Regions from separate parts of the Homo sapiens genome. Here region 1 is linked to region 2. A link is an interaction called in ENCODE POLR2A ChIA-PET data of the cell type or tissue named here. Cell type or tissue: IMR-90. All regions are shown on one strand.

Region 1 (5,000 bases), 140 kb before region 2:
AAGCAGGTTAGGAATGAAAAAAATAAAATAAAATAAACCCTGCTTATTTCATTTTCTGTTTCCCACATCTCCTTTTGTACATACATCAAAGCACAGCATGTGACAGAAATGCTTCCATAGCACCAAGGCAATAGATAGCACTTTGTATAGAAGGTTGGTGTGTCTTCTGTGCCTAGGTTCAAATTTTGGCTTTGCTACATACTGGCTATTTGAAATGTGGTAACTTACTCTCTGTAGCCTATCGCCCAGGCTAGACTGCAGTGGTGCAATCATAGCTCACTGCAGCCCCAAACCACTGGCCTCAAACGATCGTTCCAACCTTGGCCTCCCAAAGTGCTAGGATTACAAGGGTGAAACACCAACCTGGGCCCCTTGCTTCTTCTAAACTATCAACCTAACCATGTAAAAGGCAGAATCCCTTTGAGAACCTCATATGCCATGCTTCTTCCCATCACAGGGCCTTTGAATGTACTATCGTAGAAGTCAGCAGAGAAAGAAGAGAATCCAGGCTTCAGAGCCAGACAGCTTGAGCTCAATGCCTGGCTTCAGCCTTGCTGTGTATATGACATACAAGTTACTGAGTTATCCTCTCTGACTCTCAGTTCCCATATATGCAAAATAAGCATAATACCCATTTTACAGAGGTGTTGGGAATATTCCATGAGAAAATCCATGATTTACCTTTAGTGGTACTAAGACTTCTAATTGTCTATAACATCTATTGGCTTTAATCGAATGTTATACTAACAATTTTAAAATAAAACTAATGAAATACTTTCGAAATATTGTGTATTAATTTAGTTTATGACTCTTGAAACAAACTCCAAGTTTTAATGACCAACAAAAGAGATCTTTAGTGATTAATCCTGAATTTAAAGCAAGATTTCTCTAATTTCAAAGTCCATACATTTTCATCTTGAAATCAACCATATAATTAATAACAAAGATAAGGAGATAAAATAAAACAATGGCTTACGGTCTACACATTCTTTTCTGTCTAAGATGGCCCACTTGAAATTATAAGCAATTTAAATTAGAATTTTAAAAGCATATTCTCAGGTTTTAAAAAATCAGCTGTATTTGCTCCAGTGCTTCTTTATTTACTGAAGGAAGGAGGTCAGTAATTTGGGAGTCATAGAGAAGCTGAAGTGTGTTTCCTTCTTAATTTTTACATGGGCTGAAATGTTTTCAAGGGCTGGAAGACGGCGTGGTGACAGGAAGACAACGTGGTGTGCAGAGAGAAGATTGAACTGTACATGAAGAAATCTGAGTTCAAACTGCAGTTCCCACCAGCTGGAATCCACAGGGCAAGTCATTTAATTGCTCTGAAGACATAACCGCCTCCTCTCAAAATGAGGGGTTGGCTTAGCTAACTGCATAGGCTCCTTCCAGCTTTATATTTTGCTGGTCTTGAGAATTGTTAGGGAAGATCACAGTGACTCCAAAAAGAGAAGATCAGATCTCCTATCCCATCAAAGAACCTATCTACCGTTTCAGACATTTTAAATGCCAAACCCATACATCTAATAAAAAAGCTTTTTTTCTGAACTCTGGTTTTTAAAATGTATAACTTCAAGAAAAAGATAAATCTGCGCAAGAAACATATGACACAAATATAATGCATTTTATCAGCATATGTTCCATCCCTAGTGGTCACGTTTATTAGAGATTTAGGCTGAGCCAGGGTTGGCTGTGTTCTCAGAAGTACGGGGATGGGTCTTGCAGAACCTCTGCACTCCGGGGTCTCAGGGCAGCTAGTGCTGAAACGTGACCAGAAAGAGTGAGGACATGAAGAGTGCCATGTCTTGCCCTTAATGACTCTTGGTGGTTTCACCAGAAAGACAGAGGGAAGCGGTATTCAGTCTGGAGGAAAGAAGTGGGTCAGTCTCCCCACAGTCGTAACACATGCATCACAGTCCTCTTATGCTTTCATCTGTCAGGAATGGGCCTTCATGTTGTTGTTACACTTTGACCTAATGAAGAGAAAAATGACTCAGAATAAATGAATCTTCCCACTAATAAATGATTTCTTAATTTCGTGGTGCCATGGGCTTTTTTGAGAATCTGAGGAATGTGGCTCTTCTTCTCCCACAAAATACACATAAGCACAAAATTGTGCACACAGCTTCAAGGGCTTCCTAGACTCCTTCATGCCCATTCTCATTCTTCAGGGGCTAACAGGGAAAGAATCCTTCATCTAAATGAAGGAAAATTAAGAGTTTATGAAAACAGACACAATTTGAGCACATCACAAATGTGGTATAAGCCTGTTTTTCCATCAAATATGTCAAGTCTGAAAAAAACCGAAGACATGTCTTAATCAAATTTGTAGTCTCATCAGCATGGTGCCCTGCTCATTGGTTACAGTCGACACTTTGAATCATGGTCATTGAGAAAAGACAGAGTGGGCAGGAAGAGAAAGAGGCAAGGAAAAGGAATGATTTAAGGATTTCTGTGGAAAATGTTATTTCAAAAAAATACTTCTGAGGTTAAAGGGAAGCAGAATAAAAGACTTTCTAGTTACCAGTGAAGTCAGAGAGACACAAATATGAATCCTGCTCCTTCCTCATAGCAGCTAAATGACCTTGGGTAAGTTCCTCTCTGCACCTCAGCTGTTTTCTCTGTGAAATGGGGTTAATAAGAGTATCTACCTCACAGGGTTATTGTGAGGCTGGAAGGAGCTAATAGCTGAAAAGCATTTAGCACAGTGCCTGGCATGTAAGAAGTGTTCAGTAAGTGAGGTATTTATCAAGAATCAAAGCTGTGGCCTACTTAAGATGGTACTATCTGCAAAAGTGCCAGCCTTAAAAAGGATGTGAAAACTAAACCAATTTAGAAAAAATATCATCCTTTTAATATTAGAATTATACATAATTCTGAAAAACTTAAGATTAATTCACAAATCAAAAAAGCTTGAAGAAAGACAAAAAAAGAAATATGGTATTTATCCATAAATATAACATTGTTTCTATTTCCCTAAGAGGGGAATATAAGCAGTAATATTAATATTAAAATGGAGCTCCAAATTAATGGAAAGTATTCATTTCCAGAGATGACTAAAAATCAGAGATTAGAATTTCTGAGCTTTGCTGTAGACTATGCATTTTCCTAAACTCACAGCTTAGCCACCCTTTTATTAATTTTTTGTTGTTTTCCTTACTTGGATGTTTGTGTTTATGTGTTGCATGTCATATTTATATGATGTTTTAAAATCCATTTGATCTAAACAACTCAGAATTCTCTTAAAACTATCAACGACGCCATTTATCAGCTGGGTATGGTGGCTCATGCCTACAATCCCAGCACTTTGGGAGGTTGAGTGGGAAGGATAGCTTGAGCCCAGGAGTTCAAGACCAACCTGGGCAGCAAATGGAGACTCTGTCTCTACAAAAATTTAAATATTAGCTGACTGTGTTGGTGTAGGCCTGTAGTCCCAGCTACTCAGGAGGCTGAGGTGGGAGGATCACTTGAGCACAGAAGGTTGACGCTGCAATGAACTGTGATCGTGCCACTGCGGTCCAGCCTGGGTGACAGAGTTAAACTCTGTCCCCCTAAAAAAATGTCATTTATCAAATGGCATTTATCAAATTACAAATAATTTTTTGTGCATTTAAAATAGCCCCAAGCAAGCATTACTTCTCACGCACCCAGACAAGCAAAAAAAAAAAAAAAAAAAAAAAAAAAAAAAAAGGCATTTCCATGTATGGCTGAATTATTACTCTATGTGTAAATTTGTCTTAACATTAGCCTTATATAAGTATATCTTTTATTGTAAAAGCTAAAAGATGTTATAAATTATAAAAGCACAAAAACTGCCTGGCACGTCACTAATCTATGGAGTATAAGCTGCCATTTTTTGAGTGCCTAGAATGAGCCAGAATGTGTAGTAGGCACTCTATATAAATTATCTATAATTCTCAAAATAATCATGTAAAGAAAATATTATTAATATTGCCATTTCATAGGTAAGAAAATTGGGGCTTTAAGAGGTTATGTGACTTGTCAAAGGGCATGAGGCTAGTATATGGCAGAGCTGAGAAATGACGGCAGCTCTGTCTAAACTTCACATTCTCATCCTTATCCCATTGCCTATAATGCAATATTAAATTATTATTCTAAGTAATATCTAATAAACTTTAGACAATCTCAGGTAAAGCATTATAAGTGGATTTTATCTGGGAATGGGATCACCCATCATACTTTGTATCATATTTTATAACATTTGTATGTCAGTTATTTATATTAAGAACCATATCTTACCTAAGGCAGCGACTGAGTGTGAATTTTATTTCTGTGCAGAGTAGACATCTAAACTCTCACTGAATAAATGAACAAATACTACAGATTTGAAACATGCCATGGATGATACATGATTCCTGACACCTCACCTCTTCCACTCCTCACCTACTTTCCCATCTCCCTGGTTAAGAGTGAGTTCAAGGGATGGAGAATGTGGAGACAGTGTTTGCAGTGAGAAATCCTGAAAAAGGGAGACCATACCAATCACTAGGGCTTCATCATACTACTACTTTTTCCACAGAGACTTCCTTGTCTGCCCCTCCTGTGATGCCGCCAGTATTCTAATCTCCAAATCTAACATCTGTCCTTATCAATGTACTAGAGTCAAGTAGATTGGCATACTGAATGTTGCATCCAAAAAAAAAAAAAAGTTGGAAAACTCATATTCTAGTTCAGTTTCCAACCAAGACAGACCAAGAACTCACAAACAACTTTTGGCATGCACTAAAATCTGCCCCTTTCTAAATAAATTGAAGAAAGGCAGTGATAGGGGAAAGAGCTTTGACAAAGACAGTAAAGAGCTCTATGTATTACAGACAATAGCTTGCCTAAGTATTTGAGGTTGTAGAGATGGTAGGAATGAAAGATTCAAACCAACAAATTGAAGGGACTCCCCATGACCTAGACTAATAAGCAGTACTGATCCTAAGGTGATGTACGACAATTTCAAATTAAATGGTTTTCTGAGCAGACCACTCCTA
Region 2 (5,000 bases):
GTCAGATTTTACAACCTGATATGAAGACAGGCAGCCCCCTTACATTCACTTGATGATACACTGCTAACATTTTTACATTGTGTCACTAAATCTGTGTTAAACAAGCACCAAAAACTATCTTTTCCCTCTCCGATCAAAAAACACTCCTGACAATTTCAATGACATTAAGCATATGTAAGATTTTCTTCCACCATGAAACTAGTGAAATTGCGTGGATATCTTACTTATTTTCAAGGAAGCTATGCATCATCTAAACATCAATCATTTGGAATATACAATCACGTATTTATAAGGGCAGATACAATGTACTTGACTTTGAAGCATGTCACTCATTAAAAAGCATGGCAAGATAAGTTTCTTGTTACTGTTTTAACTTTTGATTTTTGATGTGGATTTTAAACAGACACTTTAGTATTTCAAAAGGAAATAAGCACAGAATAATTTTGTCATATAGCTTTCAGATCACTTAGTCCTCATTTCACAGGCTATAATTGTTTCTCCAACTTTTCCACTAATATATGGAATGCATAAACTATGTTTGTTTGTATAAGTATAAATATATTAACTTAAGACTGATAAGAACCCAGTATTTCAATAAGTTTCGAGGAAACAAAAGTGAGTGTCCTTTAGGTACTAAATGAATCTTATATACATTTAAAATTTTACATATATGCTGAAGACACAAAGTTGACTATAACATCATAATGTTTTTAGATGATTTGTGGGGATGGGTAGGAGTAGTGGATTCACAACTATCTATTTGGATAACCAGGGGTGTCCAAGAATAAAACTCAAAATGAAAGACTTCTAACGTCAACTTGGCAAATATATTGAACACAAGGTATTAATAACACTAGTGAAAAGAATCAAAAATTATAAAGTGCAGTGAAGTTTTATAATGACTGAAATCCAGTTGGAACATACGGGAAAAGATGCTGATTATATTATAGAGAATCATATGCATCGTACTGAGATACAAAATAAAAAGATCCGCAAATCAGGAATAATGAAGAATTGACAAGCAATATTTTCTGAAATCTCAACTTAAAAACCCGGCCATTCACTATACCTTCTATGGAATTTATATTCCTTTAACGTAAGAATGTTAAAACCAACACGAAAGTGTCTCTCTCTCTATAAAAAGGCCAATATTTGAAAACATTACTTGTTTCTCTCCTACATCTACAATTTAACAGTTGTGAAAGCCTTAGGAAGTCATCTAATTCAAGCTCTTATTTTATAGTCAAAGAAGCTTAGGTTTGTAGTTCTCCTTGAAAAGGTCCTTCACGTCCCTTGTAAGTTGGATTCCTAGGTATTTTATTCTCTTTGAAGCAATTGTGAATGGGAGTTCACTCATGATTTGGTTCTCTGTTTGTCTGTTATTGGTGTATAAGAATGCTTGTGATTTTTGTACATTGATTTTGTATCCTGAGACTTTGCTGAAGTTGCTTATCAGCTTAAGGAGATTTTGGGCTGAGACAATGGGGTTTTCTAGATATACAATCATGTCATCTGCAAACAGGGACAGTTTGACTTCCTCTTTTCCTAATTGAATACCCTTTATTTCCTTCTCCTGCCTAATTGCCCTGGCCAGAACTTCCAACACTATGTTGAATAGGAGTGGTGAGAGAAGGCATCCCTGTCTTGTGCCAGTTTTCAAAGGGAATGCTTCCAGTTTTTGCCTATTCAGTATGATATTGGCTGTGGGTTTGCAATAGATAGCTCTTACTGAGATACGTCCCATCAATACCTAATTTATTGAGAGTTTTTAGCATGAAGAGTTGTTGAATTTTGTCAAAGGCCTTTTCTGCATCTATTGAGAGAACCATGTGGTTTTTGTCTTTGGTTCTGTTTATATGCTGGATTACATTTATTGATTTGCATATATTGAACCAGCCTTGCATCCCAGACCACTGCTCAGTGAAATAAAAGAGGATACAAACAAATGGAAGAACATTCCATGCTCATGGGTAGGAAGAATCAATATCATGAAAATGGCCATACTGCCAAGGTAATTTATAGATTCAATGCCATCCCCATCAAGCTACCAATGACTTTCTTCACAGAATTGGAAAAAACTACTTTAAAGTTCATATGGAACCAAAAAAGAGCCCGCATCGCCAAGTCAATCCTAAGCCAAAAGAACAAAGCTGCAGGCATCACACTACCTGACTTCAAACTATACTACAAGGCTACAGTAACCAAAACAGCATGGTACTGGTACCAAAACAGAGATATAGATCAATGGAACAGAACAGAGCCCTCAGAAATAACGCCACATATCTACAACTATCTGATCTTTGACAAACCTGAGAAAAACAAGCAATGGGGAAAGGATTCCCTATTTTATAAATCGTGCTGGGAAAACTGGCTAGCCATATCTAGAAAGCTGAAACTGGATCCCTTCCTGACACCTTATACAAAAATTAACTCAAGATGGATTAAAGACTTAAATGTTAGACCTAAAACCATAAAAACCCTAGAAGAAAACCTAGGCATTACCATTCAGGACATAGGCACGGGCAAGAACTTCATGTCAAAAACACCAAAAGCAATGGCAACAAAAGCCAAAATTGACAAATGGGATCTAATTAAACTAAAGAGCTTCTGCACAGCAAAAGAAACTACCATCAGAGTGAACAGGCAACCTACAAAATTGGAGAAAATTTTCGCAACCTACTCATCTGACAAAGGGCTAATATCCAGAATCTACAATGAACTCAAACAAATTTACAAGAAAAAAACAAACAACCCAATCAAAAAGTGGGCAAAGGACATGAACAGACACTTCTCAAAAGAAGACATTTATGCAGCCAAAAAACACATGAAAAAATGCTCACCATCACTGGCCATCAGAGAAATGCAAATCAAAACCACAATGAGATACCATCTCACACCAGTTAGAATGGCAATCATTAAAAAGTCAGGAAACAACAGGTGCTGGAGAAGATGTGGAGAAATAGGAACACTTTTACACTCTTGGTGGGACTGTAAACTAGTTCAACCATTGTGGAAGTCAGTGTGGCCATTCCTCAGGGATCTAGAACTAGAAATACCATTTGGTCCAGCCATCCCATTACTGGGTATATACCCAAAGGACTATAAATCATGCTGCTATAAAGACACATGAACACTCATGTTTATTGTGGCACTATTCACAATAGCAAAGACTTGGAACCAATCCAAATGTCCAACAATAATAGACTGAATTAAGAAAATGTGGCACATAAACACCATGGAATACTATGCAGCTGTAAAAAATGATGAGTTCCTGTCCTTCGTAGGGACATGGATGGAATTGGAAATCATCATTCTCAGTAAACTATTGGAAGAACAAAAAACCAAACACCGCATATTCTCACTCATAGGTGGGAATTGAACAATGAGAACACATGGACACAGGAAGGGGAACATCACTCTCTGGGGACTGTTGTGGGGTGGGGGGGAGGGGGGAGGGATAGCTTTAGGAGATATACCTAGTGCTAAATGACGAGTTAGTGTGTGCAGCACACCAGCATGGCACACTTATACATATGTAACTAACCTGCACATTGTGCACATGTACCCTAAAACTTAAAGTATAATAAAATAAAATAAAATAAAATAAAATTTAAAAAAAAAGAAGCTTAGGTTCAGAAAGTGTAAATAAATTTACAAAGATCACAAAACTTGGGAGTTGGGAAACCAAGCCTAAACCACACTTCTCCCTCTATTACAATCCGGAAATCTTTCCTCAGTATTTTTTTTTTTTTTTTTTTTCCACGACAGAGTCTTGCTCTGTTTCCCAGGCTGGAGTGCAGTGGCACGATCTCAACTCACTGCAACCTCTGCCTCCCAGATTCAAGCAATTCTCCTGCCTCAGCCTCCTGAGTAGCTGGGATTAGAGGCGTGTGCCACCATCTATGTCTATTGACAACCAGTCAGTAGCTATGTTCCATCTTTGTAATGGGTTTTCCTCTTTCTTTTTCTCTCCCCAACATTCCTTTCCTTTCCTCTCCTCTCCTCTTTTTTCCTTTCCTTCCTTCCTTTTTATCTTTTCTTCTTTCATTCTCCTTCACTTGACATCATTTCCTTCTTCAAATATTAATACAACTTGGATAAACTTTTTTTTTTCCTTATCTACCTGAAAGTGTGTGCTTTCTCTCCTTTACAGGCCTCTGCAATCACTACAATAAAATATTTGAATCATTTGACCTGCATTTTGTAATAATAATAATAATCATAATAATAAACTCTGACAGGTCTGGCTGTCCCACTTCCATGTGGTGACTCCCCTATCACTCTTGTAATTGCTTTCAGCTACCTGGACATTATTTTCTCCTCAATCCAATAGCTTTTAAGAAAACCCTGTTTAGTGCAATCATTAAAAATAAACTCTGGCTTCCAAAGAGGAAACACAAACATGAGAGATTGCTCTTGAGATTAAATAAATGATAAACATTTAAAACCAAATGGTGTATATGTGCCACATTTTCTTAATCCAGTCTATCATTGTTGGACATTTGGGTTGGTTCCAAGTCTTTGCTATTGTGAGTAGTGCCGCAATAAACATACGTGTGCATGTGTCTTTATAGCAGGATGATTTATATTCCTTTGGGTATATACCCAGTAATGGGATGGCTGGTTCAAATGGTATTTCTAGTTCTAGATCCCTGAGGAATGGTCACACACATATACATATGTAACAAACCTGCACGTTGTGTACATGTACCCTAGAACTTAAAGTATAATATATATATATATATATATATATATATATATATATATATATATCCAAATGGAAGCTAGATATTGTTTTGTTCCATTTTTTCTTTTGCTCATGCTCAGAAATATTTATATCATTCATTAATGGATGTAATTTCTGTCAGCTATTGGCAGAGCTGGCATTTGAAGCAAGTGCTTCTACCTGTTGGATGATCTTAGTTATATTTCTAAGGAACTGAGGAACAACACTTTATCATGTACCGTGTTTATATGCTTTCTCATCTACTCTCTTATTT

What was found. Peaks named below come from ENCODE experiments on the same cell type or tissue, not always from the same donor. Only the 100,000 strongest peaks of a DNase experiment are listed, where the experiment ranks them.
Region 1: POLR2A ChIA-PET joins it to region 2 with 11 read pairs; 2 of 35 experiments call an interaction of 5 or more read pairs at or near these places.

The regions. Positions count from the first base shown.
Region 1 is chr2:40,346,931-40,351,930 of GRCh38, forward strand. The region is part of intron 2 of SLC8A1 (solute carrier family 8 member A1); the gene reads right to left. Among named protein-coding and RNA genes, the nearest start is that of SLC8A1, 100 kb to the right of the region's middle. In IMR-90, no CTCF peak of the experiment used is centred here; a DNase peak (open chromatin) is centred at 1,931; H3K27ac peaks cover 995 bases.
Region 2 is chr2:40,489,912-40,494,911 of GRCh38, forward strand. It overlaps a transcript of SLC8A1 not described here. Among named protein-coding and RNA genes, the nearest start is that of SLC8A1, 40 kb to the left of the region's middle. In IMR-90, no CTCF peak of the experiment used is centred here; no DNase peak of the experiment used is centred here; H3K4me3 peaks cover 75 bases; H3K27ac peaks cover 2 bases.